Regions from separate parts of the Homo sapiens genome. Here regions 2, 3, 4, 5, 6 and 7 are each linked to region 1. A link is an interaction called in ENCODE POLR2A ChIA-PET data of the cell type or tissue named here. Cell type or tissue: MCF 10A. All regions are shown on one strand. Each heading gives the region's core, and the rest is flanking DNA. Links, peaks and the distances in the headings are about the cores only.

Region 1 (4,369 bases), core at 244-4,243:
TCAGGAGTTCAAGATCATCCTGGCCAACATGGTGAAACCCTGTCTCTACAAAAGTACAAAAATTAGCCGGGCATGATGGCGGGTGCCTGTAATCCCAGCTACTCGGGAGGCTGGGGCGGAAGAATCACTTGAACCGGGAGGAGGTTGCAGTGAGCCGAGATCGTGACATTGCACTCCAGCCTGGGCAACAGAGCGATACTCCGTCTCAAAAAAAAAAAAAAAAAAAAAAAGTTAATTTTTTCATAGTTCTGGAGGATAGAAGCACAAGATAAGGTGTGGTCAGTGTTGGTTTCAAGGTGAGACCTTTCTTCTTGGCTTGTAGGTAACTCACTATGACTTCAGATGGTCTTTCCTCTTTGACAGAGCAGAGAGACAGGGAGTGGGGTTTGGGGGAGACATAGATATCTCTGGCGTGTTTTCTCTTCTTATAAGGAACCTAGTCCTATTAGATTAGGGCCCAACCTTTTAAATCTCATTTAACCTTATCACCTCCTTATATGTCCTGTCTTCAAATACAGCCATATTGTGGGTTAGGGCTTCAATATATACATTTTTGGGAAGACATAATTCAAACTATAAAAACATTAGTGCATTTGACTTTCAAACTGACTTTTTCTCTGAGAAAAGATAGACTGTAAAAATGAGAGATTGCTGTGAGTCATAAAAGAGGATGCCTACGTATAAGGAGAGATATGTTTGCTGAATCTCAGAGCTAGAGTTTGCTCATTTATAAAATGAGGCCCAGTGCGGTGCCTCATGCCTGTTATCCCAGCACTTTGGGAGACCGAGGCAGAAGGATCACTTGAGGCCAGGAGTTGGAGACCAGCCTAGGTAACATAGCAAGACCCCTTCTCTATAAAAAAAAAAATTAAAAAAATTACCTGGGCGTGGTAATGCACGCCTGTAGTCCCAGCTACTCCAGAGGCTGAGATGGGAGGATCTCTTGAGCGTGGGGGTGGTAGCTGCAGTGAGCTGTGCTCATGTCACTGTACTCTAGCTTGGGCGGCAGAAGGAAACCCTATCTCAAAATAAATAAAATAATGTGAGTATAATTATTTCTACTGATTATGTCAGAATACAAGTATATTCTCACAGACGTTTTTTTCCCCATTTTGGAGAGGGTCAGATCCAATTGCAAAGAGATAAACCTTTATTAGCGAATGGGCTTAATCAACTACCCTTTATTGCTCTGTGAAAACCAGGCTGTAAAAGCCAGAAATGGTGGACGTCTCACAGCAGTGTCATACCATGAAGATGTAAACTTAAAGCAGAGATTGCTTGTGGAAAACTGTGTTGCATTCTTGGCATGTGGGCACTTGCAGAGATGTTAACTTTCACTTATGATTATTTTAATGTAGGAGCTAATCCCCGTGTATTCTGCGCCTGCTCTGTTTTACCCCTTTGTACACTCGGCTTTTGTTTGGTCCCAGCCTCTGAGTTGGTGTTCCCTGTAAAATCTCCTTGGAGTAGGGAAGCCCTCGCCCTGGCGGCCAGGTGACAGAGACAGGGTGGGAACCTGCCGAGCCTTGAGGGCGCGGAGCCTCTGCATACCATTCCCCTCCCACCACCATCCCATGCTGGGAGGCGGAGAGGGCTGCAAACTTCGCTCCAATCCGCAGCCAGCCTTCCCCGGGGTCCCCCTGCAGGGTGACCCGCCCGCTGCAAAGCGAGTTGGAGAAACTTTGCAAAGTTCCGCGTCAGAGCCTGGGGAGGCAAAGTGCTCCCCCTTCTCCCCGGCGTTCCCCCTCCCTCTGCCCCCGCCTCCCTGTCCTCGCACAGCCGGGAGCACCCGTGATAGGACGAGCCCCGGGCGTGCATTGTGTATATGCAAACCGGAGCTGGGCTCCCCACGGCTGCCCGACCCGGGCCTGGGCTGTGGCTGTGACTGGCGCTGCCGTGGGCGCCGCAGCCCTCGCGGGAGCCGGACGCGGTAATGCCCCAGCGGCGCAGCGGGCGGCTGCGTCCCTGAGCCGCTATATAAGCGCGGCAGGGAACATCCGGAGGGGCTGAAGATGAAGGTGCCCGCGCATGGGCCCCCGCTGATTGCCAGTCCCTCCCGACCCCGCGCCCCGCGCGGAGCCCGAGGCCGCCGAGGACCCGCCTTCGCCGCAGTAGCAGCTGGAGCAGCGACAGAGGCGGCAGCTGCGGCGGCGGCGGCGCCCGCGCCCCTCGCGCCAGCGCGTAGAGCGGCGGCGGCAGCTCGGGGGCCGCCACTGCCCCGGCTGCCATGAGTTGTGCGGAGGTGATGTATCACCCCCAGCCTTATGGAGCGTCCCAGTATCTGCCCAACCCCATGGCAGCGACAACCTGCCCCACAGCCTACTATCAGCCGGCGCCCCAACCTGGCCAGCAGGTGAGTCACCGGACGGGCAGCCTGCTGGGGGCGGGGGCGAAGGGCATCGAGAGTATCGGTCTGGGGCTCGGCGACGTCCCGCCGGCACGCGTGGCGCAGAGGATGCTCTGGGATCTGCGGGAGCGTCCTTGAGCAGAAAGCCATCCCGAGAGAGCCGGGAAGGGAGAGCAGCAGGGTGGACGGGTGGGTGAGGCATGACCTAGCTGGGGGCTTCATTGAGCTGTGGTCACCGGAGCTCAGAGGCTGCTCCTCCTAGGCACCCTAGCTCTTAGGACTCAGTTCTCTGAAGCTCACCAAGGGCATCTATCTTAGGACCATGTGAGTAAACTTCCTTTCAACCAACTATTTTGTTTATTTGGAAAGATGGAATGTTTCAGGGTTTTATTGATGAGGAAGATGAAGTGCGCTGACAGAGGTAGGGGAAGCTACCTGGAGAGTGAGTTCACGAAATGATCTGGGACTTTCATGGGGGAACACTGGTCTAGCATAATGTCTATCGGGTGTTACTAGAACTTCTCCACAGAATCTTTCTCCCGGTGACTGTGACTTAGAGGACAGGGATGGATTCCAAGGTTCTTCATTCATTTTTTAATTCCAGCAAAGCACAGAGTTTGTACGTGTTCAGTCTGTTGACAGTGGGTCCCTCGGCCAAAAGGTTACCTTGAATCTCTGGATGCTGAGTCTCCACTCTTCCAAGAGTAACTGAAGATGTCCATAATAAGGGGTCGTGAACTGAGGAGATGATATAGTTACTTTAGAAGGAACAGTAGAGTTCTGGGGAATTTGGCACGAGGCGCCCTTGGACATTACTCTCTGGATACAACGGAGAGTGTGCCAAGGCTTAGTTAGTGCTACATTAAAATAAAAAATGTATGTGGCAAGGGCTGTACCAAAATAGAGTCCACCTCAGACTATGGGAATTAGGGTGGGCGGATTTGGAGAAACTTAAAAAAAATAACTAGATTTGGTTAGGAAATTACCATCCATAGAATATATTGATTTATTTCTTTTTACTTTCTTAGGTACCACATGTTTTATTGCAAACCTTCTTAGGTTTGGGCTGTTAATTAATCTGACATTTTACTTTCTGTATTTCCTCTACTTCTGTCTCTTTGCTAGAATTACAGTGCTACTCTTTAGAAAGAAATCTAACTTTCCGTTTAGAATTTAGGAACTATGAAATTCAGCTAATTCTGGAAGGGTACATGCCCCAGATTCATCTGCTAAATAGTACCAGCTTAACCAGAACCAATTAGGGCAAAAGAGGAAGGAGCCCTACTTTCTTGCTATCCTCTTAAAAAAAATATTCAGCAGCACCAGCATTTCAAAGCATCTCTGATATTACAGAGGTCTTCAATTATCATTTGGAATGTGGATGAGCAACAAACTAAAACTTCTCTACATGTTCAGAAAGATACTTTCCTCCTTTATAAAATAACAAACTAGTAGAAGTTGTTTCAAATATGGCTTTATTTTTTAGGGTTGTGAAATTAATGAATCTGTGGTGTGGAGTTAATACTGTAACACTTTTTTTTGAGCTAGAAAATAACATTCGGTATCAGAGAAAATGGCAAATTGCCAATCATAAAAGTTTTCAATAAGAAATGACTCCAGTACTTTATATAATGTTTGCAATAGCCCTGAGACTCGGTCCCCAAATTCATTTCTTTTGCTAAAACCGTCAACATACTGAAGACAACAATTTTAAAAAGTAAAAAATAAAATAAAATAAAAATCAGGAAAACTCTGACCATTGAGCTTCTTAAAAAGAAAACAATTTATCTACATTGATTGGTTACATAATGATCAACTTCTATATTTTGGGCTTTTGTAGACATTGCTTAACTAGATGTTAGGCTGAGTGAGCCATAGGGAGGTGCTTGGAAATTTTCATGTTGCTTTTTCTTCTTTTTCTTCTCCTTCTTCTTCTTCTTTTTTTTTTTTTTTTTTTTTTTTTTTTTTTTTTTTTTTTTTTTTGGTCAAGTAAAGAAACTGTTTGACCATAACTGGCTAACG
Region 2 (4,369 bases), core at 222-4,221, 68 kb after region 1:
AATGTTAATGTTATCTAAATAAATACTTCATAAAAACATCTAGACTGGTGTTTGACCAAATACCTGGGTACCATGGCCTAGCCAAATTAACACATAAATCAGCCGTCACAAATTAGAAACCTACTGGTAAAGACTTAGAAAATTATTTTAAAAAATATTTCCCCCCATATTAATATAATCATGTTCAACATAATTTTTTAGAATAAACACATAGCGTAGCACTTTTTAGTCACACTGTACATTGAAATAGATATAAATAAATATCCACAACTCAGCCCCACCTACAGAATTTTTACTAAAAATTAGTAGTTAACACTGTTGATCAAACCCATTGTTTTTCCCATAGAGAAGCTGCTCTCCAAGTGAATACAGCTCAATGCAACTCAACAAGTGTTTGCAGAGCACCTGCTGAAAGTCAAGGAGAAGCCTTACTCACTTCCATATCAACTGTACCATTCACTTTCTGTCATGCACAACCTCCCAATATTAAATACCTTTTCACATTCGAAGGCCTGGATTCCTCAAGGTAATTTTCCAAGACAATAATATGCATCTTGAGACAGGGACTGTATCTTTTCTTTGTAGTCTCTGCAACATAGTGCACAAAGCACGTGCTTTAAAGTATTGGTTTGATATGTTAAAATGAAAATCCTTCTATTTCAGAAATCTTTAGAGAGAAATTCGGTCATTATAAAGCACAGACTCATTTTAGAAGAAAGATTTATTCACTTAGGTGTCAAAAGTGCATAGTACTAAACTGGGCATCAGTAGGACTGGCATTTCCTTCTGGCTCACTGGGAGGCAAAATTGGTCACTCAGGGCAAGGTGATCCTCCCTGCCCCTAGCAAAGGAGAGATTTGGACAAGCAAACTTTAAGACTGCAAAGATTCTAAGATTTGTAATTCTTTGAAATATTCTAGAAACCTATTTACATTTTGATTTCTCCTAAATTAGCTTGGTTCTGACATTCACACTGAGATAATACGTAAAGTATAATGAATATTGAAGTACTATCTTGAAACTGCTTTGCAATTTTCAGAAGAAAGTTCTTGTAGAAAGAAGAATTGTATAATTAATCATGGAAACCCAGATGGCACAAAATAAACAGAAACATTCTGGTGTTGTAGCATCCTGTTGTAGTTGAAAGATATTTTGAAAAATAAAAATAAAATCAGTGCTAATGGTTTTGAAAGGACTGACTTCTTTTTGTGCTTATGGCTGAACTTTCTGACTATTATCTATGCCGTTATGATTGACAGAATTATTCCAAATAGAATATTAGCAATCCAGCCCCAAATAGTGTCAAAACCTCCATGTCCAGAATGAGTATCAAACTCTCAACATAATCCACAATTACCAGACTCTCTTGCAAATTACAATTCTGTCATTTTTTATGGGAAATCTACAAGCACAGTAATTGCCTCTTAATAGGATACTTTTTTTTTAAAGGGGTCAAATTTAAACCATCTGTAGACAGATGGAAGAGAAAGTGGAATTAGGGCTGTTACCGAAAACTCTGCAGCTGTCAGGGTGTGTTTGAGGCAATCCTAGTGGTTCATTAGCAACAGGCAACACTACATCCAAGCTACAAGCAGGGCCTGGGGGGAGATGGGCATCCTTCTTACGGCTGGTTGTTTTGGCAAATGTGAGTGAGTGATGGCTGGACTCATCACTGCAGAACACTCTTCCCATGGGCCCAGACTGCAGATTCTACTCAAAGTCTTTGCTGTTCATTCTGGTCATCAAGCCACACTGTGCTTTTCAATCATTTCAGGGAAGAACCAACTCAGGCCCCAGGCACTGATTTCCTCACACCTCCTACGCCCACATTCTTTCTGTTATGATCATCACCCAACCTCCCCTGCTTGTTTTAACCTTTGAAGGGAAGGAGAAAAGAACAAAGAGTCCAATATGTCACAGGACTGGAACATTTTATGAAACACGACAAAACTAACCTGTACAGCAGAGATAGGATCCTTCTAGAGATACCAGCATCAATTTCACAGTGGATACAGCACCCACTCACTTCTCAGTTTCTGGCTTTTTCAAGTGAAAATCATTCTAGGTTTTATTTATTTATTTTTATTTTCTATTTTTCTGTTTCATGTAAACAAATTAAAGATGCCATCACTTGGTGTCTGGTAGAGCTTGCCAAAGTCAAGTGGATTCTTGGAACATTAAGTCCCCATTAAAAAGGAAGAGGAAAAAAAGACATACAAAAATCTTTGTTTACAAGAATATTCATCTCGCAGCCATTATTTATATTGTATCTCTGTTGATGCTTGGGAGTTCTTTTCTCTTCCTTCAGAACTCTTTCTAGTTTTTACTAGTGAGAAAAATTATTCTATATAAAAATTCCTCACTGTGGCCCAAATGACCTACTATTGTTTCCCAGGCTTGCCATGTGCCTTCCCAACTCCACACAGGCACGCACCACACACTTGCTGTTGAAGGTGCTGTGATACACTGACTTCCTTTGCCTCAATCTTACTCATCTTTTAAGACTCTTCAAAGCCATTTTCTACTCTATGAATAGCATTCATTACTTTCTGATCTTATAACCCACATGGTAAATAAATCTTGCCTGGGATTATAATTTTTCTGTGCTTCTACAATTTCCCTAAATAGACTCTTAGCCTCTCAGTGAGAAAGATCCTTTGATCTTAGTCATGTACAATATCTTTTCAGTAGGTACAATGTCTTTAGAGCACCTTATGCAGAGTAGGAGTCCATGGAAAGATGATGATGGCAATAATTTGAGGTCCTATTTGGAACAGAAAAACAGTTTTAAAATACTTGTGGAAATAGTTGCATCATATAATATTTTCAAGATGTCAGGGTAAAAATATGCTTAAAGATAAAAGTTCTGTGGGCTTAATTTTCACCATTTATCATGACTGAGTAGTATCTGTTTGCCTTTCATTTAAAGTCAATTTCCCTTTTCAACAAAAGGGTGAAATACAATGCAGTTCTCAGAGCTAGAACAAGAAAGTAGTTTAACCGTTACAACTTTGAAAGTAAAAAGAAGAGGCACTAATGGAAAGGTAGACAAAAGGCAAAAGAAAGAGCTTATAAGTAGAAAATATGAGGTTGGTCTCACACACACTCTTGTGGCACAGGGTACAGATTTAGTTCTGTACTAAGAATCGGTAAAAGTAGGGGCTAAGTAGGGTCTGACTTTCTCCATTGTGTCAATTGAGTTGGGAATGAGTTGGTAATGTTGACGGCTGTCCAAGAACATCACAGAAGTACTTCAACTGTTGGTAAGCCTTATGGCTACTAAAAGTCAGAGTAATTATTAATATGAGAGCTATTAATATCAATATACCAGTTGATACACTAGTTACCAGAATCTTGATATTTTTACCTTACATATATATTTGTGATTCATTTAGATTTAATCCAAACAATACAATTTGAAAATGTTGTATCCCAAAGCAGCAAAGACCACATCTGATAAATCCAAACCTGTTTTGGAAAGCAAAATAATGGTAAATATGACCCCCAAACTATTATATAAAACCTTTTTGATTTTAGGCAAGTAAAAAATAAAATTGGGTTTTTAAAAAGGATTCTATCTATCCAGATTTTGCTAATAAACTATGTTGGGTTTTTTGGTACCATTTTTATGGAGAGGGTTAACATTTGCTTCGTAACATTCTACAGAGCTTTCCTTCCACCCATCTAGCGCAGTACTTCCAGAAGCCAACTGGGAAATTCTTTTCTTTAAAGCCTCATAAGCACTATGGGAAGTGCTTGGTATCATCCTCAGGCTCCTCCCATGGGAAGTGGCCATGAGGTGATGCACAGTCAAGAAATGAACTCAAACTAAAAATTTCAGCGCATTCACTTGCTGTACCATTGGGTAAATTAATTAAACTTTTTCAGATTTCTTCTGAAACTCTTCCCACAACTGGAAAGGAATCTCTAAGTTTGAAATACCTCTATTCTCTCTCATTATTCTTTCCCAATCTCATTCTGGTCACAGAGGAAATAAAACCTCTTTTATCCAATCCATAACTATGCCTGTCTTCCTAGAAATCTTCACTCCTTGGTAAGGAGAAAAGTATTAACTTTTAGTTGTATCTAATTTGAAACTAAATAAGCTGTCTCTTTTAGCAGTATTTAGGTTCAGATATTCTCCTCCTACTTCACCTGCTATGAAGTTAAGCTTTTCAGACAGAGAAAAGGGAATGTTCACATGTCTTTGTGGTGGCTGTTAGTTTTGTATTATTTTAATTTCGTGAGAGGTACAATGGGGAGGACTCCTCCGACCTTTGGTTCTTTGCTGGATATGCACTTGCTGATATTTTTAATGTCACTCTTGTCCACTTTGTAGTTGGGCCTCGTACATGCTTCCTAAACTAAA
Region 3 (4,369 bases), core at 202-4,201, 190 kb after region 1:
TCATCCCCCCAGGCATTCATCCTTTGAGTTACAAATAATCCAATTGCACTTCTCTAAGACCTTTCGTCAGAAGGAATGTTTGGTTTATAGAATGAAGTATGAAAATATTTTAAAAAGAATTTCCTGAGTCCCAGTTAGTATTCTCCCCACTATTTTAAAGGCTTAATATTTGCAGACAATAGAATCTAGTTGTGTACACTATTAGAGGTGATCACACTTATAGAAATTAAATTCAGATTACCTAATAGAATTTTTTTGTTTACGAAACTTGTATAAAGACTGTAACTTGCTCCACAATTATATTGGTGACAACAATAAGACTGATAATTACAGATTACATCATTTGTACATTGCTTTGCTCATTTAATTTTACTAGGTTATGTTTAAATATTAAATAAATAGTAAAATTAGAAGTGATTTAAGATGTTGGATGTGGCATAAATATAGGTTACAAATATTTTAGTACATGGAAGTATGAATTTATCACTGTTTTATGTTAATGATTATGTTCTAGTAAATATTTATTAGAATCTAATATTTAATCTAATATTTATTAGAAACTAGGTTTTTAAGAAAAAGAAACAGAAACTTAAGAAAAATTATTGAGAAGGCATGGGGTAGCTCTAGAAATCATGGGAAAGGCCAGAGAACAAAGCTTGAAGGCTATTCACCGAACATCATTGAGAAACTGGTAGTGACACCACAGTCACTACCACTGTCTCTGAATACTGCCATTCACATTGCCCACCCTGCCAGCTTGACTCCAGGGCTAAGCCTGATACTACGACTACCTTTGAAAACCAGATGCTGTCTTTGCTGCCTCTGCTCCTCAGCATCAAGAAGAATTCCATTGTTGACTCTGAGTCTCCTGGTTATTGGTTTAATTTCAAGGTCTGGGATGAAGGACTCTGACTGGCAAAAATCTAGATGACGTGCCTGAATCTTTATTGCAAGAGCATCTGGGAATGTCACTGTTGACACTTTGAAGTTCTACTGTGGGGAGTGAATTTCTCAATCCTAAGAAATGCTTCTAAAGCCGGGTGACCAATAAGTAACAGATGTCTACTATAGTTGTAAAATAAGAAGTAAAATTCTGTCACTTTTATGGAATGAAAATAATCTTGAAGAAATTATTAATGAACCCATATTAGAGAAAATATTTAATCATATTCATATTGATTAACAGCACCCTGAATTAAGTGATTCTACATGGCCGTAAAATCTCAAATGATTTATTAGCAGTCAGTGCTCAATAGGATGCAGAGAAGTAATCCATATCTTTTGGCGATCACAGGGAATACAGGTCCTACATTGTATCAAATAATATCACACTAAATTTCTACAATTCATATGGAAAATAATTACTATATTTAGAGAAATAGAAGCTTGGAGTTTACACATTTGTGATGAAGAGGTACAGGTCCATCCCACACTGTCTACACAAGTTTTTATAAGATTCTTTTAATATTTTGCAGAATTCTTTCAATACTTCAGGCAGAATTCTTCCTGAATTTTCACATACACTTATGTGAGCAACTGACTATGGTTAGGTTCAATCTGCAACTGTGGAATAATGTAGTCACATTTGTTTTCTGTAATGTTTGTACCATCAGTGTATTCTCTTTCAATTCCCTTTATATAAACCACAATTAGCCATTTTCAACCCCCGCAAAATGTCAAGACATACTCACAAGACCCTGGCTCACAGAAGGTTAATGCAGAAACTCTAATTGTCATTCTTATTTTCAGTATGGAAAAAAAGATAGGTGACATCACTGTGTTTAGATGCTTCCTAATTAGTGAGAGAAAAAACGAATCCATGTGAAGATTTCTTTATGAAGACAGTTGTAAAACTTTTCATTGGATTTTAGAATATCAGAAAGAACATAGAGAAAAGGGGGCAGGGATCATTATTCATGTATTCATTCATCCAACAAACATTTATTGAGTGACTATTATGTGCCTTAGGCATTTGGTATACATAAGTAAACAATACAGATTCCCCTCCAAGAATAAAAGAGAAAACTCCCTTCCAAAACAGATTCCTCTCCAAAGAATAAAACAGAAAACTCCCCTTATGGAACTTAAACTATATTAGACCAATGTGGGTAAAAAAGCATATAGTGATAACAGCTATGAATGAAGAATAAGAAACAGGGTATTGGGAGTGCCAGGATGTGGGGGACGGGGCAAAGTTGCAATTTAAATAGGGTGTGTATTTAGTATCATGGAAAAGGACTATTTGAACAAAAATTTGGAGGAGATAAGGCTATTCACCATCCTAGTGTCTGAAGAAAGAGCATTCTAGGCAGAAAGAATGGACTAGAAAAGGCAGGACAATGCCTGTTGCATTTAAGGCATGAAGGTCACCTGGCTGGATGTAGGGGGTGCTAAAGGGGAGGAGGGCAGGAGTAAGTGAGGTGAACTTTGAAGCCACAAGCGGATAGAACTTCCTGAGGTCCAAATTGACTCTGCTACTTGGTAGCTTTGGCATACTAATTAATATTTCTAGATCTTTTAGTTCTTTCCTTTTAAAATAAACCAAATACATGTGATGTTTTTTATATGTAATATTATGCACAATAAGCTCTCAATATGGTAGCTAGCTGACGCTAATAGTTGCAAAAGAGCTGCTGGTAGGACTAGACCACTTTACAAATCCCATCAAGGGACTTCAGGGAACCCAATGAGTGCTGGCAGAAGATGGCAAGTGTGTGTGAGTGGTTTAATATTATCATTTTATGTTTCCAAAATATTTATCTTGGAAATATGGCTATAGAAAAATTACAGCTTCAAAATATATTTGTGGCTGTTGGGGGCATGTTGTAATATTATGACTAAAAGCAGGGGAATGGGGAAAGAGTAAAATATCACCTATTGGTGTTTTAGAGGCAATAAGAGCATGAGACTATTATAATCACAAGAAGGCATAACTGACAATAGATTGAGAAAATTAAACTTTCTACAGCATCTCATGTTAGCAAGAGTAAAATAAAACTGTATGAGGTAAGGTATAAACAAATCAGTTGTACCACATTACATTTAAAGTTAGTGTGGCAATATATTAAATAGATACATGTTCATGAAATCTAGAACATGAAAAAGCAACCGACCAGACTTAGCTCACATGTTGTGCAAGAAAGTGTTTCAATCCACCTTTAGGGCAGGTGGAGACAGGTATGCCAGCCTATCCTAGTGCACTGATACTGGGTATTAAGATTAAACAGTTTTAATTTTTATTTATTTTATTTTAGGTGTAATTGGAAGAGCTTTGGACATAGATTTAGATTAACAGTTTGTATGATCTTGGACAATTCAATATACAAATATAAATGCTTTAATTACTAATATCAACAGCATGATCACGAGGCTTGATTTTAATATATTTACATCTCAGAAATATTTTTAAAGAATATTTAAAAGATTATATTATTATATTCCATAATCTATGCTTTGCTCAGTGAATTGCCCATTAGAAGTTATTTAAATCTGTTTCAATGTCAAGTTCTTATAATAGTTCATTTTCATTCAACTCTTGATTAACTCTGAATGGATTATTCACTTGGTTATTTGTAAAAAGTCAGGCACCAGAAATATTTAATGCCAACATTGTTTACATTGTCCTTCCTAGATACTCTGGGTTTGACATCTTTGGCCATAGTAGTCATTATCTCAATGTGGGAGATTACACCAGAAAAATCTCAAAAGACATTGTCAGTGCAGAAGAATAAACTGGTTAGCTAAAACAGGCTTCTCATATGGATTAGATTTCTCTCTCAACCATCCCTTACTTCAGAGGTGAGAAACCTTCAACTAGTCAATTTCATTGTTTCAGATTATAAGGTAACACATTTCTCAGTGTGCATTAATTTATTGACATTCTAATTTACAAATGAGTTTTATGAATTTAGTTACTATAAAATAATTCCCCAAATTATGGACACTTCAGATAAAATTAAAAAAAAATAACTTGTTGAAACACGAAAGGCAAGTGAGTCCATGGAGTAACTTGAACTCTAAATTGAGGTTATAGACCATGCCATAGTAATTCCAGTATTAAAAAAAAATTAAGCAATAGTTTTCTTAAACATATATATATTTGCCAGGAGCAGTTAGTTGTGTCACATGTTTTGTGAATTTCATCAGTGTAAGGAGTAAGTGAGAGGAATATTGGTAATATTTCAATGTTCCGGAACAAATCCTTTCATGTGTTTGTATATATTGCTGAAAATGTGACATGTAAAATAAAGACTTCATTATTGTCTTAAAGCAGGACTGAAATGGATCAAGAATGACATGTAACCATTGAGCCAGCCAAATCAAGCATATGTGAAGACAGAAAATTCACCATAAACATGATACACAACAT
Region 4 (4,369 bases), core at 263-4,262, 53 kb after region 1:
TCTTGCTGTTCCCTGCTTCTAGAGTCCTTTGCTTAGTTTCCTTCCATCTTCAAATCCAGCAACCTGGTCAAGACCTTCTCACATGACATCACTGACTTCCTCTTCTTCCTCTCCCTTACATATTTAAGGACTCATGTGATTACAATAGCTGCATCTGTGTAATCCAGAATAATCTCTTCATCTCAAGGTTTTTGTTCTGTTTTGTTTTTTTGTTTTGTTTTGTTTTGTTTTGTTTTGATGGAGTCTTGCTCTGTCGTCAGGCTGGAGTGCAGTGGCGCGATCTCGGCTCACTCCAACCTCCACCTCCCGGGTTCAAAGGATTCCCCTGCCTCAGCCTCTCGAGTAGCTGGGACTACAGATGCGTGCTACCACACAAGGCTAATATTTTGTATTTTAGTAGAGACGGGATTTCACCATGTTGGCCAGGATGGTCTCCGTCTCCTGACCTCGTGATCTGCCTGCCTTGGCCTCCCAAAGTGTTGGGATTACAGGCATAAGCCATTGCGCCATGCTCAAGGTTCTTAATTACATCTTTAAAGGCCCTTTTTCCATGTACAGTAACATATTCAATGGTTCTGGGGATTAGGACTTGGAGCCATTATTCTACCTACAACAATTAGTATTGGACTTCCATCATTTTCTATCACTCTTGTAATCGAGAAGGACTATTTCACTGGGAGTAGCAAGTCATAATGTTTGCGTTGGCATTTGTGTGGGGGTTTATCTTCATTCATTAAATAATTGCATGTAAAGAAAATTCCTGTCACTATTTCAAATGTTTCATGTAGTTATTATAGTGCTTCAGAATCCAAAGGGTTATGTGTTACTTATGTAAGATGAGCAGTCTAGGGGGTGGAGAACAGGTCATCTAGTGCAGATTCTTCCTAGCTGAAGTGTGTTTTCTCTGGGGACAACCAAGTAGGATTTAATTGTTTTGCTTCCTTTTTTGGGAACTTAGACCCATCTTGCGATGTCCTAAGTCTCCAAGCATCTTATTTGACCTGCTTATACACATTTGACTAAATAGCTAAATATGACCACATTGACGTGGTAAAGCTTTAACACTTTTGTCCAGATTGAATCACTCCATCTGCTATCAGTTAAGCAGTGGAAAACTGTTATGGAAAAGCAAACATGTTTTGATAGATTTAATGTGTAAAGAAGGTATCCATACTCTGGAATGCTGCTGATCAATAAATGAGCTGCAAGACTTTGTTCGAAACAACACTCAAGCACAACTGTTTTACTTTCCATACCAAGTTTGGCTGTGACTGAATGAAGAACATCAGCATTGATCTTTGCTTTGCACTTGTACAAGAGACTATTTGCAGAGAGCCAAATATAGCAACAGAGGATTTAATATCTTGCCAAAAAATACAAAATCTGTTCCCCTTTAAGCATGACACTCTATCCTTTCTTGTGGATCTTGCTAAAAGGAAAATATAGCTTTAAACTCCCCTATTCCTTCTGTTGAAAGCTTAAGAATCTTTTTCAAATGAGCTATGTATGGTTTTGTGGTATTTTATGTTTCCAAAAGAAAATGGCTACATGAAAAATCTGTCCAGTGTTATCATTTTTCTTACAAAAAATACTTCTAGTTATGGTTGTATTAATTAATTTGATTGTGATAATGATTACACAATGTTTACCTATATCAAATCATCATATCGTATACCTTAAATATATATAACTTTTATGTGTCAATTATAACTCAGTAAGTCTGGGAAAATATCGTTAAGTCAAAGATTAGAGTCAACAGAAATAAAGAAAAATCATACTTTGATAACTTCAGGACTAATCAAGGATCAATGGGTGACATGATATCATGCTATGTGCCATTTTGTGTTAAACAAATTACACCAACAATAAAAAAAATTGGCTTCAATCAACGAGGTTCTTTCTTTGTCTTAGAACATGGGTGCTTTGTTCTGAGTGTTGTCTGATGGGTAGGCAGATTAGTTTAGATTTCTCTATAATGTGGTTAATGACAATAGCTCTTCTGCTCAGTTTATGATGCATATAAAGAATTTTGAAAGTAGTCTTACAAACTTCACCATGAAGTTTCTGCAGTGACAGCTTTACCAGACATCTCCGTGTGGGATTTTAAAACAAACACAAGGCTGTTTGGAAATACTTGGTATATATAAATATGCAAAATATGCTGAACAGCGCTAACAGCTGTAGGGTGAACTCCCTCATCCTTGAGCAGAATATTTTGGTGGCAGTGTGGTTATTTTTTCCATCTTTGCTTTTAATTCCCGCCCCCCCCCCCGCTCTTTTCTCCACCCACTCACCCATCTACAATCCACTCCAAAAGCACAAATTTAACACCCTTCCCCCTACTTCCACACTGCTTCCAAGAAAATCATTTTAGTAGATTCCCACTGGAAAAGGTGGGTGGTGGCTTGATGGAATGTTTCTGAGTTACACGATGTTGTAAAGCCTGAGCTTCGGGGAACTTGCTTGGACTTGATCTGACATCAGGCTCACACACAGCCCAGACACTCTGCAGGCCAGATTCCATTAAGGCTTATCATTGCAAGAAGAGGAAAAGTCCTGTTGTGAGTGGCCCTCCAGCCATGATGATTCCAAAGATGGCAAAATAATCATTTTAAGTGTGTGCTATCAGGTTCTGTAACATCAAGGCACTCATCCTTTTATGAAAATAAGCATATGCCCTATTTTCATATGCCTTTCCTCAGAGCCCGAAAATGGAGGGAGGACACAAGAAAAGTTAAAATTCAAAGTTTCTTCTTATGGTATCTTGAAGAATTGAAGGTTTGAAGGAAAGAAGGTACCAAATATGAAGAGAGAAGGCCCACATCCTAGGACCATTTCCACTGGTGATTTGTTGATATTATTTAATCTTATATTTCTGTTTATCTGTCCAAGGAAGATCAAGTGAAATAAATCTAAACTGATTTGGGAAAAATAAAGTGCTATATAAATACAAAGAAATAGGAACCAATATTTAATGAAAGTCATTGATCTATCATGAGTATTACATGAATTCACCTCAAGTGATTCTCACAAATAGCAATATGCAGATAGCATTATTTGAGAAGCTGTTAGCAATATAAAAATGGGGGTTGAGTTTCAGCAATGCTACTTAGAAGCTGTATATTTTGGATAATTTTCTTCACCTCTTTAAGTCACAGTGTGGTCATCTGTATGTAAAATGAAGATTTTTTTTTTTTTTTTTTTTTTGAGCGGGAGTCTAGCTCTGTCACCCAGGCTAGAGTGCAGTGGCTGGATCTCGGCTCACCGCAACTTCTGCCTCCTGAATTCAAGGGATTCTCCTGCCTCAGCCTCCCAAGTAGCTGGGATTACAGGTGCCTGCCACCATGCCCAGCTAATTTTTGTATTTCTAGTAGAGACTGGGTTTCACTGGCCAGACTCGTCTCGAACTCCTGACCTTGTGATCTGCCTGCCTTAGCCTCCCAAAGTGCTGGGACTACAAGCGTGAGCCACTGAGCCCAGCCATCAAATGAAGATATTAAAGGAAACTACTTCACAGAGTTGTTACTAGAATTAAGTATTTAATTTACTTATCACTAAGTAAATATTGTTGTTGCTCTTTAATTAATCTAACTTTTCAGTAATTGAGGAAATCATCAGTTAAGTTCATTCTGAAGGGCACTGATATAATTTGGCCCTGAGCACCCACTCAAATTTCATCTTGTAGCTCCTATAATTACCAAGAATTGTGGAAGGGACCCAGTGCTGTTCTTGTGATAGTGAATGAGTCTCACAAGATCTGATAGTTTTACAAAGGGGAGTTTCCTTGCACAAGCTATCTCTTTGTATGCTGCCATCCATGTAATATGTAACTTGCTCTTCCTTGCCTTCCACCATGATTGTGAGGCCTCCCCAATCATGTGGAACTGTAAGTTCATTAAACCTCTTTCTTTTGTAAATTGCCCAGTCTCGGGTATGAAATCAGCAGCACGAAAATGGGCTAATACAGTAAATTGGTACCAGTAGAGTGGGGGCACTGCTGAAAAGATACCCAATAATGTGGAAGCAACTTTGGAAATGGGTAACAGGCAGAGGTTGGAACAGTTTGGAGGGGTCAGAAGAAGACAGGAAAATATGGGAAAGTTTGGAACTTCCTAGAGATTTGTTGACTAGCTTTGATCAAAAGGCTGATAGTGATATGGACAATGAAATCCAAGACGAGATGGTCTCAGATGGAGAGGAGGAACTTGTTGGGTACTGGAGCAAAGGTGACTCTTGTTATGTCTCAGCAAAAAGACGAGGAATTTTGCCCTGCCCTAGAGATCTGTGGAACTTTGACCTTGAGAGAGATGATTTAGAGTATCTGGTGGAATAAATTTCTAAGCAGCAAAGCATTCAAGAGGTTACTTGT
Region 5 (4,369 bases), core at 259-4,258, 92 kb before region 1:
TTACTAGGCCACATCAGTCCATTTCTTCAAAACTTCTAAGAAATCTCCATTTCCTGAAACATTTGTTTTAGGAAATTCCAAGTTCCCACCATCCATGTCGTCTTCTCCAATAACAGCAGTCAGATCACTGAGCTTCAGCAAGGGTTAACCTAGAAATTTGATCTGATTTTTACTTTTAGAACTTGTTCCATACCACTTTTGCATTTTATAGCATTGCATTTCATTTAGTGTTCACTAACTCTTCTTTCCCATCTTTCTGCTTATAAAAAAGTCTTCATACTTTCCTCATGATTAGAATTTTTATCAAAGCATTTTAATGTCTGAAGTTGTGCTTCATTTTGCTGATGTATAATGAAGAGTGTTTTAGCTGAAATGTAGTTGAAGCAGCTACTTGAAATTTTAAATGTTTTGATGCACCATTTGCCATTAAAACACTGAGTCTTTCTTGTTACATTTATTATCAGCCCAGCTTGTTCTAAACATTGAGATTTCTCTTCTTTCAGTCTTTTTTCTAGGTAACTTTTAAAAAGCCAACATAAAGAATTGGAGATTTCCAGGTCTTTGTATTTCTGTTAAAGTGTTCTCAAGTCTGGCTTTCATTAAAGTTGCTTCAATTCCTGAAAATTCCTTTTTATGAACCTCAAGCATCTCGAAGATGTGCTCTCTTTCCTTCAGAAGGGCAGAAACTTCAATGGCCAGTCAGGGATGCCACCAGGATGGACCAGGGTGATGTAGAGTTTCATGGTCATCAGTGGATCTATGGCTGAGCCCCATCATGTTGCCAGACTGGAGAACTCTATGAACATTCTGTCTGGAGCCATACCAGTGTCTGGCAACTAGGGTAGACCTTAGTGGAGGTAAGAGAGAAGGAACAAGCACTGTAGAAGAAAACCTTCCAACCTTCCTCAAGCAATGACAAACATAGATGGGATAATATCACATTACCCTGGGAGATATGGACTGGGCCTCTAGAGGCACGTGATGATAGCTGGGGGCTCTGAACACCCTAGCCCTGCCATTGGTGCCTCAAAGGCTCAGGGAATCTGTCTTGTCTCATGTGTAAATCATTTAGAATCACTGGTTGAGATCTCCACCAGCTGTAGAGCACTAGTTGAGAGCATTTACAGGCTGCTAAACCTGGCCAATATTTCATTTTCTCTTAAACTTTTCATTCTGTGATCCTTCTAAGATTGTCAGATTTAGCAAATGAAAATACATGTGCTCAGTTAAATGTGAATCTCAAAAAAAATTAATATAAAGACATCTCATGTAATAGCTGTGATATACTTATAATAAAAAAATTGCCATTTTGTTTGCTATTCAAATTTACCTGGGGATCCTGTATTTATCCAGCCACTCTCCTTCCTGGAGGCATTGTTCTCTCCATAATGATAACAGAAAACTCACTGCTGTCAGTGAGTTTGACTAGCTTTGAATATGTATCAAGGAGAGGGTTGTAAAGGGCCCCCAAAAAGGGTTTCAACCAATGGTGTGCTGGAACCAGATTGCACCCACTGGCTAAAGCTGATGATAACCAGTTTTTTTGCAACCCTGTGTTCAGGAATGTCTCATTGACATGGCTTGAAATGCCGTGGTTGGCATTTACACCAAAGACATTTTGCACCCAATAAATAAGCGAATACTAGAGACGAAGGTTTCTTCTGCCTTCTGCCTCTCCACCCCCAACCCCCAAAAAGCAGGTTAAACATTGACTTACGTATGACTGATTATGACCGATTCTCTTGAACTATAAACTCTGTCAGTCTTAGAATGTGGAAAGCAATCTTGGAAGCCAGTTTTCTCCCCTTTAGAGTAAGGGTGAGTGAGAAATACCATTGCCACCAGAGGTCACTCTTAACCTCTTGAATCCAAAAGCACTCAAGCTACACGGAATCACCTCTTGACACAGAATCAGGAAGGACATTTTCTATACCATAAAGTAAGTGACTTAAAATTAATTCTACATTTTAACCTGTCTAACTCTATGGAGTTTCCATAGAACATAAACATAGAATATAAAATAGTTAAAGCACTAGTAACATAGGTATTATTTATTATCACTTTTCTATTAGTTGCCAAGCACAGAAATTTATTTTATTTAGTGAAGATCTCCTTATTTCAGTGCTATCAAAAGAAATATAGAATGTGAAGAGATGGAGGAAATGGTACTTTATTAAGTTTTATCTTTACATACACATTCTTGGACACAGAGTAAGTTCAAAGAACTAAGAAAATTTTAGTAGAAGTAAAACACCTTGAAGACCACATGATCAGTGAGAGGTAATTATTCATATAATTTGGCTTAAAACACAGCTCTGCTTAAAACATAGCTATGTTCAACTATATTTTGTTAAAGATGTAATAAAACTACAAATATTTGATGGACACTGTCTATACAGTATATGAAATGAATAGAATATTACCATTCTTTAAGGTAAGGGTCTAATGGAATAATTTATATGTATATATAAAATATTAGATATATATATTTCCAAATAGTAAATTATATAGTAGAATTTTCGACAAGTTGCTATGAGAACTTAGAAAAACACAGTCTTTTAAAATGCCTCTTTTCTCTTAAATTTATTGGCTGATTTATGGCCTAGATGTTACCTTGGTGGTGAACAAGAGGCTTACATTCTGTTAAAGAAATAAATAAATTACAGAATTACTTCAAATGGTCCTAAGCGTTATAAAAAACATAATAGAAGATGATGAAATATGGGAAAACTGGGGTGCAATTGGCATGGTCAGGTAAGATTCTCCTGGGGGAAACTGAACTGAGTACTGAATAAGGAGCTGGCCTTATGAGATTTAAAGAGAGAATATTCCAGGCAGAAGAGTGGAAATTTAAAAGGCCCATGTGATGAGGATTCTGAAACTCTACAGACATATAAATTAACAGAGTCAGTACAATAGTTAAAATATAGGATTTGTTGGTAGGCTTGCCTGAAGGAACATCTTTTCACATGTAATGGATGGACCTATTGAATGATCCATCCTCTTTGCAATCTGGACTGCACAGATTATTTTGTTGCTAGGTACAGCCAATCTCCTGCAGGCGCTGAGAGGGGAGTTCAAATGCCCCTCAAAGGAAAGGTAGAGACACCGTTGTGAGAGAACAGCTTGCTCCAAAGCACACCAACCGTGAGATCTCAGCATGGAAGACTTATTTCTTTTTAAACAACATGTGGAGGGCTGGGTGTGGTGGCTTACACTCGTAATCCCAGCACTTTGGGAGGCTGAGGCTGGAGGTCTGCTTGGAGCCAGGAGTTCAAGACCAGCCTGGGCAATATGATAAGAACCTGTGTCTACACAAATTTTAAAAAATTAACCTGGCATGGTGGTGCGCACTTGTTGTCCCAGTTACTCGCGAGGCTGAGGCAGGAGAATCACTTGAACTCAGAAGTTGGAGGCTACAGTGAGCTATAATTACACTACTGCACACCAGCCTGGGTGACAGAGTAAGACCCTGTCTCAAAACAAAGAAAAAAAGGAAACCATACAAAGCCTCAAAACCATCAAAATTTGCCTACCAACTCTGGGAACAAGTCTAACTTTGCACCAAAACAGAATGACATTATAGTTAGAAAAGGATTTTGCCGAATGTTTGAAGTGATGAAAGATTTTTAAATTTTTCAATCCTTGAGACTGTAATTATATAAGTCTATAAAACTGATTAGACATTTTAAGACACTGTAGAGAAGGAACTTAAAAAGTAGCAATCACAAGTAAGTGGCTTTTAAGTTTGGTTTTTTTTTTTTTTTTTTTTTTTTTTTTGTGATGGAGTCTTGCTCTGTCGTCCAGGCTGGAGTGCAATGATGCGATCTTGGCTCACTGCAGCCTCCGCCTCCCCGGTTCAAGCGATTCTCCTGCCTCAGCCTCCTGAGTGACTGGGATTACAGGCATGTGCCAACATGCCTGGCTAATTTTTGTATTTTTAGTAGAGATGAGTTTTCACCATGTTGGCCAGGATGGCCTCGAACTCCTGACCTCGTGATCTGCCTGCCTCGGCCTCCCAAAGTGCTGGGATTACAGGCATGAACCACCGAGCCCGGCCTAGATTATTTTTAAGAGATATATAAAAGTGAATTGTTTACTTGATTACAGCTGACGAGGCATTTTTTTAAAAAAGAGGAAACAATATAATTTTTTTTTGTTGTTTAGACTAGATTTCATGAATATGCTTCTGGAAACAAACATTTTCTTTGTACTTCCATGTGATGTGTGGTGCAAGTCATTGTTTCCATCTTTCCTGGTCCAAGAGAGCTAGAATGTGAGTAAAAGAGACTTCACACATGAAAAGCACATACCTAGAAGCCAGAGAGCAGGATCCATTGTAGGATCTGGCTATCTCTTCCTCTGTCAT
Region 6 (4,369 bases), core at 101-4,100, 200 kb after region 1:
TGGCTCTTAGGCCTCTTCTTCCATCGTAAAAGCCACAAACTTCACATCTTTCTGACCCTTCTTCAATTGTTGAATCTCTATCTCTGACCCAGCAGGGAAAGGTCCTCTGCTTTTAAGAACTCAGATTTGGCCGAACAGAATAATTTGAGATGAGGTTCTCACCTTTGGGTCTTTACCTTAGATGCATCAGCAAATTCCTTTTTGCTTTATAAGGTAGAATATTTACAGGTTTCAGAGATTAGGATATAGACATCTTTGGAGGGCATATACTACAGAGCAGAAATGTAGCACAAGATTATGGCATATTAGCACCGCAGGTCTGAGTGACTGTGGTTGGTACCATCACTCCAATTCTTGTCAACATTATTAATTGGATCTTTATTTTCATGCTTATTCAGAAGTTTAAAAATTATCTGAATCAAAAATCTGGCAACTCCACAGGGTGGGAAAATAACCTTGTTTTTTTCTTGAGTTCCTCAGAAAGCCTGTAGAATTTTCTAGTTTGTTCTCTAGAGCAAGCAGTTTGGAGGATGTTATAAATATTTTTGCCAGTTCTTGCAACTAAGAAAATTCAAAAAACATTATTTTGCACTAGAAAGAGCTTTTAGTTTGTATTTAAGCCTTTTTTCTTTTGAAATAACTTAAAAATTTGATAATGCATATTAGGTGTATTGAAAGGAACACTGGCTATTTAGTTAAAGAAAAAACTAGCATGTATATATAATGTGATCTTAGCTTATTCACTTAATCTCTGTTATGCTTTGTTTTCTCACTTACGTCCATTCTTACCACATCTCATCATGTGTGTGTGAGGGTCAAATATACAGATGTTAGATTTGTAAGCAGTACAATGCTATACAAATTTTGGTTCTGAATAATAATTTCTTCTCTTAGCACTCACTGGATAGGGTATTATTATTTCCTTTTAATTAAAATAGTAAAGGCATGCACACATAAACACACAGGGAAAAGTGACTTGAGGTCGTTCATGAGATAGTTCTGGAACTTTCACTTTTGCTCTCTTTCCCTCTGCTGCTTTTCTTTATTTGGAGCCACTTCTTTAAAAATTCCAAATTCTCTCTTAAGATGGGGCTTAGGCCTGGAGTAGAAAAGGTGTTAAATTCATCACTAGGGCAGCCTATATTAAAGTCTTGAGGCCCTTGGGATTGACAATGAAAAGCCCTCATCCTACGTCTCCTTTGAAACAGCTGTTTGAAAAGGAATGCTCTCACAGCAAGTTACAGACACTGAGAACAAGATTTGTAGTTGAAAAAGTGAATTTGCCTTTTGAGTTTGCTTTTAAGCAGGAAGGTAAGTAGGGAGAGGGGTCTAGAGAAATTTCCACAGTTTCTTTGTGTTTTTTGCTTATTTATGCTCACATTGGTCAATATTTTAATTAGAAAAATAATTTCTGCTAAAGCTTTGTGCATAGAGAAAATACAATTGGAATTTTGATAAATTATAAAAGAAATGGCATGTGGCTGGGTTTTCATAGCACCTTTACTTTGAGGCTCAGAGCACCTGCTCCATTTCAGATCATATAATCCACCCCACAGGAGCACATAATACTTCCCAAAAGACTCCTCTGCCAGAGGGCTAGTGATAAATCCCTCCTCAGCCAGACAAGTTGGCCTTTATTTTTTGTATTGCTGTGGGCATCTCACATGACATTCCCAAATAAGGCATTGTACTACAAGCCTGCTATGATCACTAGTAATGACTTAACTGCAAAGGAATTATTATAGTATGAATAACAGTGGTTTACACTGTGAATGTCCTAGCTACTCCAGGAATGCCAGAGCAACAAACATAAAGTGCTGCTCATTCGCCAGTTTGAAAGAGTTTGAAAGAATAAAAGTCAGAAGACTACAACTGCTGCTAATCCGTAAACACTGATTGTCCATTCAACACAGGAAGCAAAACAAATGTAAAATAAGTGATGGCATTAGCCATTGTGCTGTGTGCGAAGGCAATTATATTAAGGGAATTAAAAAAAAAAGACTAAATTCAAATACAAGCCATTTGGGAAGAAAAAGATTTTTGCCTTCAAACCTATTAAATAGAAAATGTATGTGCATTTTGACTTTGGCTTTTGGACTGATCACATTACCACTGTTATGAGGCATATTCTTGTTCCACATACTCATATCTGGCATTAGAGGTGAATGGTATAGAAGTACAAAATTAAATTTATGTTCTTAGTTATATTGTTATACCTCTGTTTATTTTCAAAAAAGATTTGTATTAGATTGCAAAATTAAGCATAACAATTTTAAAAAGCATACAAAACTAATTAAAAGGAACAAATATTAAATAACACCATTTGCTGTGTGGCATGTGTGGTTAAAAATAATTAGTTTACCCACCCGATGTTCAACAAATATTCCAATTATATACGTACACCTCAAATAGTCATTTATTTATTGAACTGATGTTTACCTTCTAGAATTGTAGCTTACAGTTAAACATCATAGATGAGATATAACCTTTGTATAGCATTATAAATTAGGGCAGTGAATTTTGCGGGCATTCATTTCACAGGAAAAGGAAACATGAGAAAAATGTCTCAATCTAGAGAATGAATTAATGCTTCTTAGTCTCTATAATTTAAAATTGATAATGTCAAAAAGAGGGCTTTTCATACTGTAACAGGTAAACTTTAGTTTATAACGGTGAATGAACACTGATTTTCATAAGTAAAAGGCAAACACATGTTTTGCCAGCTTATTTTAAAGCATTTTTGGGCTTGAAAAATAAAATGGATGTGGGGAACCTCTAAATTATTTCATATCTACTGGGGCACTGGGGCATTCCTTTTTATTTTTTTCCTATTTATTTATTTATTTATTTATTTATTTTTTTGAGACGGAGTCTCGCTCTGTCACCCAGGCTGGAGTGCAGTGGCACGATCTCAGCTCACTGCAACCTCCGCCTTACTGGGACATTCCTTTTACCCAGGTACCCTTTCCACTAGAAGTGATCCCAGTTAGATTTAATTGTTTTCTTTCATGATAACTTGTACCACTTGTCCAAACACCTATACTACTTCTCATGATATCATACATCTAAACATTGGCATTGCAAAGTCTTGGCAAGTCAGATGAATGAAAGTAGTAAGGTATCTAGAAGGCTGTGGATGTCTTCCAGAATTGCAGTTACCCATAGAGATTTATTGGCAACTAGCCTACCAGATGGGCTGTGGGCTGTGAATTGTACTTCTTTAGTGCTTAGAACAATGTTCCATACACTTCTCTTTCTATCTAGGTTTTTGTTGTTGTTGTTGTTGTTTTAATTTTTCACATCATCTTTAACACTGACCTGCAATGATTCTGAATGGTTTTACTTTTTTTTTTTTTTTTTTTTGAGACGGAGTCTCGCTCTGGTTGCCAGGCTGGAGGGCAGTGGCGCCATCTCGGCTCAGTACCACTTCTGCCTCTCCAGTTCAAGCGATTCTCCTGCCTCAGCCTCCCGAGTAGCTGGGACTACAGGCGCCCGCCACCACGCACGGCTAATTTTTGTAGTTTTAGTAGAGATGGGGTTTCACCATGTTGGCCAGGATGGTCTCAATCTCTTGACCTCGTGATCCGCCTGCCTCGGCCTCCCAAAGTGCTGGGATTACAGGTGTGAGCCACCGCACCCGGCCTCTATCTAGGTTTTAACACTCAGTTGCTCCCCTATGGGACAAGAAATAACTATTACTTAAGATCCTTGAATAATTGCCAGAAAGGAATTGACTCTGAGAATTGCCTCTTTATAGATTCTTATAGGGTACAAAAAGCCCAATTGTTTAAGCTGGAGGTTAGAGACTGGGCTCATACGAACAACACAATAACAATCTAGAAGACAATAATAGCTATCTATATAGTTATCATCTGAGGGATAGGGGTAGAAAGTAGAGGGATCTATCAAACCCCATTGTGACATGCTTAAAAGAGAATTAATATTAATATTAATAACCTTAGATCACCGAAATTAAGTAAAGTCCATACCACAAAACATAGCAATAAATTTCATGTCTTAGTCACAATACATTTCCAAAGTATTTTCTCACTTTTTAAGCTAGGTCGGAGGTTGATAACTTATGGACCACAGGCCAAATGTAGTCTGTTATCTATTTTTGTAGGCCCACAGACTACAAAGTAACTTTGAGTTGTTGAAAACAATCAAAAGTAGAATAATATTTCATGGCATGTGAAAATTATATGAAATTCAAATTTCAGTGTCCATAAATAGATATTCATTGGAGCACAGCCATGCTCATTTATTTATGTATTGTCCATGACTGCTTTCGCACTACAACAGCAGAGTTGAATCATTGCCACAGAGATCATATGGGCTGCAAAGCCTCAAATATTTACTCTCTGGTCCT
Region 7 (4,341 bases), core at 1-4,000, 240 kb before region 1:
GAATTAACTGCAAATGAGTATACAGTTAAACACTCATTGCACATCCCCATTGTCTTTTTTTCTCTCCTCTACACTTCAAGTACAATAGTCACTAAATTTCCAAAAGCACCAGGAAGCACAGAACTGAGATTTATGTCTTTGAAAATATTTGACAGGTATTAGGCGATTAAAACTAGTATGCTTGGCTTTTATTGTTAAAAAAAAATTAACTCTAATTGTAACATCACAGTAAAGGAGATGAAACCATTTTTTCTCCATTTAGTAAATTCTCACTATATAAAACTAAACAACAAAAAAAAACTGTAACTATATAAAACTCAAGCAAAAAGAAAATAAATCGTTCCCCCACCCCCACTCCCTGGAGTACTGTAAAATAAGTGAAGCTCACAACAGTGGCAGCTAAAACACTGAAAAAATAAAGTGCCATATTAAAGATTAAGCAGCATTCTCATGAAAAGCACACATAAAATCCATTTCACATCACTGTATCACCTAATATACGAAGTTGGTAGTTATTCCAGGTATTGCAAATGGTACTTAATAAAAAGTCAATAAATCAAAAAAATGTTCAGTCACCCAGAGTAAGGAAAAATGTATTATGTCATCTGATAAATTAGAGGTAAAGTAGATTATGTGTTGAAATGAAGTGTACAGCAGCAGAGCAGAGATGACTTCTTTGTTATCCTCCCCAAAATAATTTTGCTGGCATTGGAATAGTCAACACAAAGGAATGAAGGAGTTACGTCCAGGTCTGGACTGAGCACCCTATTTGTACCAATCACTGTCTAGCTACCACTGCTCCTTTTGTGGCAGAATTAGACCCTTACAAAGAAGTGATTCTTTGGTTGAACCAGCAACAACCTAGACTAAACATATAATGGGGAACACAATTTTTAAATAACTTGAATGAATTTAATTCCTGGTAGCAATCAATGAAAACATCAAGTGTTATATAAACACATTATAGGCATCGCATATGAGCACCATAAAACTTGTACATTCCTTTACATTCACTTTTTTCCCCGCTTAAGATGATATTAAGCTAAATGCGGGAAACAACACAATTATCTTTACATGTTAAACTTCTATGAAGACAATATATACCCCATCTCTTTCTTTAGTTGGCAAAAAATAATCATAAGGGAGAAAAATCCATTATGAAAACTAAATCTGGGCACTTCCCTTGGGTTTATTTTTCTACTGGGGTTAATCAAAAAAGCATTTGTTTCACATCTCTTTACTGATGGGGTGTTCTTAAAGAAGCAACTGACCCAGACCCAACTTCATTTCCTAACTGGAGCCTGTTATCCCCTCCCTCCCCATTCCGAGACTGCCAGTTTCCTGTATGGATGCCTACAAGTAGTATATCGCCCAACTGAAGAGCAACAATCGAAGCAGAGGAAACCAACAAGAAATCCATCAGATTTCCAAGTTTATTGACACTCAAGGGCCAGCTAGCCTCCTCGAAACGCTCAGGATCCTGCTGAGGAAAACCCGAGGGTGGGGGAATCGTGAGGATAGGGAAGCAACCAGACTGCCTAGGTGAGCCTAAGGTGAGGTGAGTCAGAAGCAAGAGGGAGGCAGAGAAGTGGTGCCGCGAGGGCGGTCACCTGTGGGACCACTTGATCCAGCCCCGCCTCCAGGGACAGTAGGCAGAATCGCGGCCAGCAGGCCTCGAAAGACGCCGAGAAAACGCAGAGCTGGGCCCCTTCAGCCCGGCCTGGAACTCACCATCCACGGTTTTCTTCTTGAAGAGGGACGCCATGGTTAAAGACTGCGCCCGGGCGGCCCGGCTCGGCCCGGTCCGGCCCAACGCTGGCAAAGGACAGGAGGAAAAGGACAGGACCTTGGCGGGTTCGGGGTGGCGGAGCGGAGAGACAGCAGGAGGAGGTCGGGGTCGCCAGGCAGGACCCGCGGAAGGCTTGTATCCGCAGCTACCGCAGCCGCGTCACCCGGAGCTCAGGTGACCGGGAACTAACACACTTTTTGGAGAAGTCACTTCTAGGCGGCGCCTGCGCGTTGTGTGGCGCCTGCGCACTACGGAGTTTGAAGCCGCGGCCGCTTTCCTCACGTCTGCGGCTGCCAGTTCCTCCTGCACCGGGAGTTGGCAGCGGGGCGAGTCTGGAGCTGGCGGGGATAGGAGAGCGTGGGGCCACGGCTTCTGTGCGCGGGTTGGGTGATGATTGAGGACAGTGATCAGCCTTGCTTAGCGCTTCACCCCTTGCCCCGGGGAAAGCTGGATGAGGGATCTCCGGGCTCCTAGACTAAGTGTGGGTTGTCCCGGAACCGCCTGTACCCACTCCGAGTTGATTTATTACGGTCCCATTGCTGTTAGTATTTTTGTTGTTGTTGTTGTTGTTGTTTGTTTGTTTTTACTCGAGTAATCCAGGAACTGGCGGAAACGTTGAGTTCCGTACCCGGTGATTGTTGGCCCCTGGAGTTCGCGGTCCTTTCGGCACTGACTGACTCGGCGACCTCCCCCGCACCGCGCAGACCCCTGCAGGACCCTAGCCGCTCACCTGCCGCCCCCGGCTCCAGACTCCGACGACCCAGCGTGGGTCTCCGGGGATCCAGTGTCTAGAGTTGGGGGGGTCTCGAGGACGAAGGGAAGTTTTTTAATGCTACACTTTTTGTTTAAGGTTCTTGCCTGGAAACATTAAAACACACACACACACACACACACACACACACACACACAAATTTGTAGGCTGGTCTAAATGTCTCCAGCTCTATTTCTTAATTTCTTGTAAATCATGAATCATAAAGTGTCATGGCTATACGGTGATCCTATTAGAATTCCTCACAGCCGTTTATTTGGGCTTTTTGTGAAAAACTGCATATCATGTTAAAGAAAAAATGTAATGAATTATTTAAAGAATCCTTGCATGTATAAAATGGAAAATACAACCTATGCGTGCGTACCTGTATATAGTCTCTACTGTTTAAAGCAACACTGCCTTCCACAGGATAAAAATAATGGTAGCATTTTTTTTTTCATAAATATTATCTCTGATATGGAAGAAATCCAGAAGTGGCTAATAATATTGACACTATAACAATAATGTCAATATTATTAGCCACTTCTGGATTTATGAATCATGTCTCAAGGATTATTATTTATGATAATCAGGCCAGCCTTTCCCATTTTTCCCCTCCTGAGATATCCAAGCCCTCATAGCCACTGATAATGCTGCTGCTGCTGCTAAAAGTTAGCTGAGAGTCTGTTCAAGAAAACTTTCTTAAGAATGACGTAGTAATATGCAAGATATAATTGTTTTGCTTCTCCTCAAGTTATTCTCGATATGGGAAGATGAAGTAAGGAAACATTAGGAAGACATGTAAGTGAGAAGATTTAGTCTCTGCACTCAAGACCGGGCCTTTTCTGGAGTGAGCTCTATGGCAGTTTGCCCTGGCTGTCTGTTGTAATGAATGGCATAGAGCTGTGCTTGAACGCATGAGAGGCAATAAGCTGTTATGTGTGTAGTAATCGTACTCCTCCCTGCTGCAGTCACCCTTGTTTTATTACTCCTATACAATCCCCCCCACTGACCCAATTGTAACAGTTGGGAAAATGCCAAAATACTTAGGAGCAACCATATGGAAGACCCTCCAAAAGTGCACAGCAGGAGCTAAAGACAGGGCTTGTTCATTACAATAAAGACAAAATAGAAATATTTACTATTTAAACTCAGTACTCTAATAGCTTGTTCTCCCATAGTTTGAAGAAGGCTGATATTCAGCTGATTGCACCAGTCTAGCTAGAGTCCATTCTGATTAGTTGGTGGCCACATTTCTCCTGTACACATTTTGTATTATTATATCGCTCCTTATTTAAAGGGCATGATACACTTAAATATATGTTGTTTTCTGGAGTATTTCATAACATAGTTTCCTCCTCTGAAACTGAAATATTTGCCATTTTTTCATCTTTGGGTACCTCGGGTTATAATTTGAATGGGTGCATTCTTCTCCTTGTTCAGCTTTTGAAGAAAGATAGCATAACATTGGAGAGTGCTGATTCTGGACACAGACTGCCCAGTTCTGTGACCAATTCTGTGACTTTTAAGTTTTAAGACCTAGGCCAGTTCACTGAAGCTCTCCGTGTTTCTTTCATCACATATGTGATAGAGATAACATTAGCCCACCTTTCATATATTAGGTTGGTACAAAAGTAATTGGCGAAAACCACAGTTACTTTTGCACCAACCTAATAGCTGTTGCAAGGATTAAATGAGTTAATATGTTAAACATTCAAAGTAGTGCTTGGCACGTAATGTCTTAGCCCCTCTGTGCAGCTACAACAAAATACCACAGACTGGGTAATTTATAAACAGTAGAAAT

The links. Peaks named below come from ENCODE experiments on the same cell type or tissue, not always from the same donor. Only the 100,000 strongest peaks of a DNase experiment are listed, where the experiment ranks them.
Region 2: POLR2A ChIA-PET joins it to region 1 with 14 read pairs; 4 of 35 experiments call an interaction of 5 or more read pairs at or near these places.
Region 3: POLR2A ChIA-PET joins it to region 1 with 10 read pairs; 5 of 35 experiments call an interaction of 5 or more read pairs at or near these places.
Region 4: POLR2A ChIA-PET joins it to region 1 with 34 read pairs; 5 of 35 experiments call an interaction of 5 or more read pairs at or near these places.
Region 5: POLR2A ChIA-PET joins it to region 1 with 12 read pairs; 3 of 35 experiments call an interaction of 5 or more read pairs at or near these places.
Region 6: POLR2A ChIA-PET joins it to region 1 with 20 read pairs; 5 of 35 experiments call an interaction of 5 or more read pairs at or near these places.
Region 7: POLR2A ChIA-PET joins it to region 1 with 11 read pairs; 2 of 35 experiments call an interaction of 5 or more read pairs at or near these places.

What each region holds. Positions count from the first base shown.
Region 1 is chr3:86,988,602-86,992,970 of GRCh38, reverse strand. VGLL3 (vestigial like family member 3) reads left to right here and starts at 1,822. Exons shown (of 4, transcript NM_016206.4): 1 at 1,822-2,353. The coding sequence starts at 2,228. In MCF 10A, for the core only: no CTCF peak of the experiment used is centred there; DNase peaks (open chromatin) are centred at 1,630 and 2,370.
Region 2 is chr3:86,920,588-86,924,956 of GRCh38, reverse strand. It overlaps LOC105377196 (a long non-coding RNA gene), which reads left to right. Exons shown (of 6, transcript XR_001740802.2): 1 at 1-526. Among named protein-coding and RNA genes, the nearest start is that of VGLL3, 68 kb to the left of the region's middle. In MCF 10A, for the core only: no CTCF peak of the experiment used is centred there; a DNase peak (open chromatin) is centred at 1,786.
Region 3 is chr3:86,796,915-86,801,283 of GRCh38, reverse strand. No RefSeq gene overlaps it. Among named protein-coding and RNA genes, the nearest start is that of VGLL3, 190 kb to the left of the region's middle. In MCF 10A, for the core only: no CTCF peak of the experiment used is centred there; no DNase peak of the experiment used is centred there.
Region 4 is chr3:86,935,489-86,939,857 of GRCh38, reverse strand. It overlaps VGLL3 (vestigial like family member 3), which reads left to right. Exons shown (of 4, transcript NM_016206.4): 4 at 1-1,885. Among named protein-coding and RNA genes, the nearest start is that of VGLL3, 53 kb to the left of the region's middle. In MCF 10A, for the core only: no CTCF peak of the experiment used is centred there; a DNase peak (open chromatin) is centred at 2,457.
Region 5 is chr3:87,080,470-87,084,838 of GRCh38, reverse strand. No RefSeq gene overlaps it. Among named protein-coding and RNA genes, the nearest start is that of LINC00506, 6.6 kb to the left of the region's middle. In MCF 10A, for the core only: a CTCF peak has its summit at 1,832 (motif pointing right); a DNase peak (open chromatin) is centred at 1,848.
Region 6 is chr3:86,791,295-86,795,663 of GRCh38, reverse strand. No RefSeq gene overlaps it. Among named protein-coding and RNA genes, the nearest start is that of VGLL3, 200 kb to the left of the region's middle. In MCF 10A, for the core only: no CTCF peak of the experiment used is centred there; a DNase peak (open chromatin) is centred at 1,713.
Region 7 is chr3:87,224,947-87,229,287 of GRCh38, reverse strand. It overlaps CHMP2B (charged multivesicular body protein 2B), which reads right to left and starts at 1,979. Exons shown (of 6, transcript NM_014043.4): 1 at 1,732-1,979. The coding sequence starts at 1,765. MIR4795 (microRNA 4795) reads left to right here and starts at 3,011; the gene lies at 3,011-3,099. RefSeq lists enhancers at 1,768-1,887, 1,958-2,027, 2,078-2,127, 2,218-2,277, 2,388-2,527. In MCF 10A, for the core only: no CTCF peak of the experiment used is centred there; DNase peaks (open chromatin) are centred at 1,587 and 2,047.